Regions from separate parts of the Mus musculus genome. Here region 2 is linked to region 1. A link is a contact called in ENCODE Hi-C or POLR2A ChIA-PET data. All regions are on one chromosome and are shown on one strand. The core of a region is the stretch at or near the end of the contact, and the rest is flanking DNA. Distances in the headings are between cores, read along the strand shown.

The links. Hi-C counts contacts between places; a loop is a spot of excess contacts on that map. ChIA-PET counts read pairs that join two places held with the same protein, here RNA polymerase II (POLR2A).
Region 2: a loop to region 1 is called in a map of left cerebral cortex, with 2.5 times the contacts of the local background. The contact joins the promoter of Xrcc3 here to the enhancer-like site in region 1. A Hi-C loop is called at or near these places in 1 of 37 maps with a recorded cell type or tissue (left cerebral cortex). POLR2A ChIA-PET finds 5 or more read pairs at or near these places in 2 of 5 experiments (both embryonic stem cell).

The regions. Positions count from the first base shown.
Region 1 is chr12:111,662,774-111,665,871 of GRCm38, forward strand. No RefSeq gene overlaps it. Among named protein-coding and RNA genes, the nearest start is that of Ckb, 8.0 kb to the right of the region's middle. Within about 2 kb of position 1,428, at least 3 of the 3 ENCODE cell types and tissues checked have a DNase peak (open chromatin) inside an H3K27ac peak, as active enhancers do; they include left cerebral cortex, where a contact is called at or near this core.
Region 2 is chr12:111,812,208-111,815,305 of GRCm38, forward strand. It overlaps Xrcc3 (X-ray repair complementing defective repair in Chinese hamster cells 3), which reads right to left and starts at 1,672. Exons shown (of 8, transcript NM_028875.3): 1 at 1,618-1,672; 2 at 1-12. Zfyve21 (zinc finger, FYVE domain containing 21) reads left to right here and starts at 1,963. Exons shown (of 7, transcript NM_026752.4): 1 at 1,963-2,170. The coding sequence starts at 2,033.

The sequences.
Region 1 (3,098 bases), core at 178-2,677:
GTGGATTTCTGAGTTCGAGGCCAGCCTAGTCTACAAAGTGAGTTCCAGGACAGCCAGGGCTTTACAGAGAAACCCTGTCTCCAAAAACCAAAAAATCAATCAATCAATCAATCAATCAATCAATCAATCTTTGGGCCGGAGCAAGCAGGGACTGAGCGAGCAGAGTTGACTGGAGCGAGCACAGGTCCTAAAAATTCAATTCCCAACAACCACATGAAGGCTCACCACCATCTGTACAGCTACAGTGTACTCACATACATAAAATCAATAAATAAATCTTTAAAAAGAAAGAAAGAAAGAATGAATGGATGAATGAATAAGCCAGGCCGTGGTAGCACACGCCTTTAATCCCAGCACTTAGGAGGCAGAGGCAGGAGGATCTCTTGAGTTTGAGGTCAGCCTGGTCTACAGATCCAGTTCCAGGACAGCCAGGGCTATACAGAGCAACTGTCTCAAAGACAATAAAAAAGAAAAATAAATAAACGGAAGTAAGGAGGAGCAAGTGATGCTACAGTTCTTGCCCTGACTCTGGCCTTGTGCAGACCCTGCTCTGGCACACCGAGCCCCCTCCACCCTCCAGAGCTAAGCTCTCTCCCACACTTTCTGGCACTCCCTCTGTGTGGGGGGGTGGGGGGGGGCAGCCTTGTGCAGGGAGGGACTCGGAGCTGAACAACAACTGCCTTTTCCTAGTAGACAGCTACTTCCTGAACTGCCCCAGAGACTTCTCTCTTGGGAACTTTTGAGTAATCAGGAGTCAAGTACTGAAGATTAAAGTCAGAAATTTAAAAAAAAAAAAAAAAAAAAATGGAGACTTGGCTTCTGTTCGTTAACTGCTCCATGCCCTTTGCCAGTCAAATGCGTATCTGTTTATTGATGTTTAAATGGTAGGTGGCTAAAGGAAGGTGCTATCCCGCAGGACCTTGTGTTGATCCTAGAGATACAAAACTGAGTAAGGGGTAGGTAAACTCCCCTACTGTTGAGAAGCTCAGTTTCCAGGCTGAAAGGGACACTGTAGGAGGCCAAGGGGTAGCACCTTCAGGATGAAGGCAGAGAAGATGTAATGAGTCTACAGGAAGTGGGAAGATAAGCTGCACAGAGCCCAGCTGTCTCCCACTCATGCCATGTGGGGCCACGACACCAGCAAGTTCCCAGTGAAGTCTGAGATGACAAAGCGGTTCTCTTAGCCGCTCTCTTCTCAGTACTTCAGCAAGGAGTGCCCTAGCTCTTCAGGTAAGCCTCGGCATGGCTTGCACCATGGATCTGGAAGAAGGGCCTGACGCGCACCCTGCCTCCGCCGTGTCTTCTAGAGCAGGGTCTGCGCTGGCTTGCCTCCTCCAGGAGCTGCCAGCAGGCGTGGGCCGTGCAGACATCCAGGAAAGTAGCCGACAGTCCTAGGCAGAGGAGCCCCAGAGCATCCCCTCCAGCCTCAGGGGGCCCCATTCCAGGCCAGACTCTTGGACATACAGCTCAGCTCTCCCAAGTCTGAGCCCCAGCCCACGGCCACACCCCTCCCCCATTCGGTAAGCCCTAGGGAACCCGCCTTGTAGCCTTGAGCAGCTTTAAGTCCTTGTACTCTAGTGGCTGTAAGTGCACCATACACTCTTCGGGGGTTGCATTACTGAGTGGAATGTCATTAATGAACTTAGGCAAATACTGGGACTTTGCTAAAAGACGCAAAGTCATATAATCCTTGACTGGAGGCCAGAGAAAAGCAATGTCTGGCCCCTCCTTTCTGTCTGCAGGACTAAGGACAGGGTGAGGCAGCAACACAGGTGGTCCTTGTCAAGCCAGAGTCAACAGCTGCAGGCCTGATGGGATGAGCTGTTTTTAAGTCTGGACATCTGGTGTAGCCAAGCCCCTCCATGTATGCAGGGCTGGGGAGTGAGTGGTCAGAGCATCTAACCGCTAGGCTTTGCTTTCAATGGAACACATTTGGTTAGGGTTTCTCCTTTTGTTTGTTTGTTTAGGGTTCTTGTTGTTTGTTTGTTGTTTGTTTTCTGAGAAAGGGTTTTCCTGTAGTCCTGGCTTTCCTGGAACTCTCTCTGCAGACCAGACTGGCCTCAGACTCAGAGATCTGCCTGCTTCTGCCTCCCAAGTGCTGGGTTTAAAAGTGTGCACCACCACACTCGGCTCTACCTGTTGTTTGTTTGGTTTGGTTTTGGTTTTGGTTTGGATTGGGTTTTTTGTTTTGTTTTTTTTGGGTGTTTTGGTTGGGTGGTTTGGTCTGGAACAACCTTGGCATGGTGAACACACTACTTCCCAGCACCAGGTTGAAAAACTGACCAAGAACACAGGCTCAAGAGAAGAGTGAGCCAAGACTGCAGCAGCAGTGTAAAACCACTGTAGCGGTACCACCTTTGCTGGTATACACATGGTAGAATTTGCAAAATGGAGCCCTGCCTGAGCCTAGATACAAGCTACCAGACAGCCTGACACTTCCATCAGACAACACAGTGAGTCATCCTCTGTGTGGATAAAGCCAGAGCCACGTTACCCTTCATTCCACCCGCATTCCAACCCTGCTGACCCACGGTCCGCTCTGTTCTGCAGAGAGGCTGCTGTTAAGAGAGTTGGACCACAGTCCCAGTTCATCCCTTCCCCAGGAGTGATTTAGGTTCCACACAAGTTTCCATTAGGACCTAGCGATACAAGCACAGGAGCTCCACCTGTTTTCTGCAGGATGGCCTTGTCTTGACATCCCAAGGTGGCTGCTTGAATGTCTGTCTTGTCACCAAGCTAAGCACCAAAACTTTGTAGCTACAGCAGAGTGGCCACCAGGGCACCTTAAGCCATCGTCAGTAACTTAAAACTTGGCCGGAGGGCTGCTAATCCTGCCAATCCTAATCCTAACCCTAACCCCTGCTAGTCCTGCTTCTGTCTTGTTAAAGGGGTGTGCCACCATACCCAGCTGTTGTTCAAGTGGGGAGTGTACCTGCCAAGCTGTGGTGGTCAGGACGCCTGAACCCCGGTGTCCTTAGCAAAGCAGAGTAAGGTGTTAGTAAGGGCCTGACGAGACTGTGGGAAGCTGCAGGACGCAGGCTCGAACCCCAGCTCACTGAAAAGCCTTGCTTCCCTAGGCTGTCCCCCACTACACCTTT
Region 2 (3,098 bases), core at 422-2,921, 150 kb after region 1:
AACTCAGACTTCCTGTGGGAAGGTGACACACAGGGCGGTCCGAAGCCAAAGTGTGGTTAGGTGTCCCACTGAGCGCCGAGGACAGGTGTCTCCCGGTCCATGAGAGCTAAGGATGGTGCTCCTGCGTGCACCGTCAACCCTGAGGAGGACTAGGCAGTCTGGAAGCCTAGGTTCACTCCAGATGTTGGCACAGAACTAATTCAGCCGTAGTCAACATCCTGAAGGTGTCAGTGCGGGGGGGTGGGGGTGTGGGGGTGGGGGGGGTGGGACAAGGTAGCTGCCCCTTGCTGCTCCCCTTCAACTTCCTGGGGCATAGAGGGGTCTTGCTCAGCATTCCCCAGCTTTTTGTGAGTTTGGGATTTTGAAGGATGGTGGGAGAAATTGAACCTGGTCAGAGAACAACAGAAGAGGCAGCTCCACCGTACCAGAAAGCACAGAGAAAGTCTCCCGAAAGGGGCCCGGAGGGGACAGCACCAGGCCAGTGTGAGGAAAGGCGTGTCCTACAGTACACTGCAATGGGTTCAAATGACAGTGCCAAGAGGCACTAAGGATGGGGTGGAGTGGCTCAGGAGCCAAGTTTGAGGAGGCCGAGGACGTGAGATCTGGTGCTGGGCAGGTTTGGTGGGCTGCCAGTAATCCCAGGGCTCAGAAGGCAGAGACAAGTTCCTCAGAGCAGGCCGACAGGCTGAATCTGTGGACTTTGGGTTCGTAGGGCAAGTGATGGAGGAATATATGTCAGACATCTGCCTTCCACACACGCACACACATCAGTACGGATGCAAACGGACATACACGTATGTACATACAACACACACACATACACCACACCACACAGGGCAGGAGGGAAGGGAGAACATGCTTTCAGACACAAAGCTCTGGCACCAGAACTCAAAGGTCCCCCAAGCCATCGCTACAGCGTCCAGTGGTGAACCAGAGCAATCACAGGGCTTGGTGGAGACTGGACAGAGGACATAGTCAGGGGCGGGTTCTATCTGTGCACCCGCAAATGCCAAGGCCTTGAGGCAGCTAACCTTGCTTTACAAAGTGCCACTGAGCAACTTCTACTTCAACACTGAGAACCTGTGTCTCAGACAAAAGCACAGAGCTCCATGCTCCACTTGGCCGCCTGCCTTCCGGAGAAGTAGGGTTACACCAGCTCATCCCTCCAACTGGGCTAGAGTGTGTCCAATTGTGTCAGAGAGAGAGCAAAGCTCCTGGGTAGCTGATTTGGCCAATTACCCAAAGAAGCTAGAGGGTGAGGCGCGCGCGGTGGCTCACACCTGTATCAGTGCGAGGAAGGCTGAGGCAGGACTGCTGAATCCAAGGCCAGCCTAGGCTACACGCACAATGTGACTCGTCCTTACGAACACCACAAGAAAAACAAAAGTCACAGATCAAATCTGCAGCGAGTGGTCACGCTGTGGCTGGCCTGGGACTCTAGTGCGGAAAGCAGGTCCCGCGCTCAGTTCGATTCCTTCAAACCCCGCTACGGGCTTGAAGGGGTGCCCCGCTGGGGAAGCTCGTTCTTGAGTCCCGACCTGGGGCGCTCGAAACCCACAGTGTCCTCTGTCCTCTCCCGCCACCCCATGTTCGGCCACTCGCGATCAGCTAACTCACCTCCCGGATCAGCGACCCCGCAAGTCTCCCGCGCGCTCCGCCCGCTCCTGAAGCCCCGCCCATCTCAATCTTCTCTTCCAATGAGAGGCCAGAGTCCGAGTCTGCTCCACCCAGAAGAAACGAAGAGGCGCCTACGTGGCTGACTAATTGGCCAATCCGAAGTCACACTCTCCCTAGAGGGGCGAGGGTGCCCCTCCGGTCTTCACCGCCGATTGGTGGCCAGCCGTAGGGGCGGGATCCTTGCACGGATTGGAGAAGGGCGACTCTGGGGCGGATACTACTCTCCGATTGGTTCATATTACGAGCTCTGGCTGCGGATTGGGCTTCGGAGCTGTCATCGTGTCTGCGGGCGGGGCGGGGTGGCGCCTTGTGTGGGCTCAGCGCGGGCGGTGGCGTGAGGGGCTCAGGCGGAGACATGTCCTCGGGGGTGGCCGCGCGTCGCGACGCCAAGAAGCTTGTGCGCTCGCCAAGTGGCCTGCGCATGGTGCCGGAGCACCGCGCCTTCGGAAGCCCTTTCGGCTTGGAGGAGCCGCAGTGGGTTCCGGACAAGGAGGTGCGTCCTAGCCCCCGGGTCCCCAACCCGAGCCGGGGCGTCTCCCGCCTCCGTCCTAGGGACGCTCGGCCGCGGCTCCCCTCCGGGCGTTCCCGCTGTCCCTTCTGCGCTGTGGGGCGTTTTCCATTCCTTGGCGGTCATTGGCTGCGCGGTGCGGAGCCCCGGGGAGGCCCGAGGGGGAGCGGTGGAGCGGCTCACCCGTGAGCCGTGCGCGAGTTTGGGGCTGGAGTGTGTCCGTGGGGCGAGGGTGAGGGAGTCCGCCTCCACCTGCCCACGGAGGAACGGTGCCAAAGGGTTTGCAATCTTCGAAGTTCTAAACTCTGCAAAGCTTGGCCACTTGGGAGAAAATAGGAGCAATTCACGCATTCCATGCGATTTTATTTCAAAGCAAATTAAATATCTTTAAAAGACACCAACGAAAGTACTGGCGACTTTGATAAACTTTGAAACAACTTTTCTTCATTTATTCATGTGTGTATGTGCCTTTGTCCCCAATGTCACAGCGCTGGTGTGTAGATCAGAGGATAATTTGTAGAAGAGAGTTTTCTTAAACCATCTGGGTCCCAGGGACGGAATTCAGGTCTCAGGTGTGGCGGCACGTGCCTTTACTTGGTGAGCTATCTTAATGGCTCGTGTAAATTCATCCATGTTTCTGTTTCTCTCCCTCCTTCCCTTTCTCCCTCTCCTTCCCTTCCTCCCCTCTCCCCCTCCCACCTCCCCGTCCTTGGCCTAGCACTCATAAGATCTGCCTTCAGAGTGCTAGGCATGCACTACCACACGCCTCTACCACACACTGTTGCTATGTTGTCCTCGAACTCCTCCTCCCTCAGCCTCTTGAGTTAAAGATGTGCTTCACCACACCTGGCCTCCTCCCAAATTTTTTAAGTTAGAGTCCCTGCTTGGAATTCTAATCAGCTGCTCTTCTTTC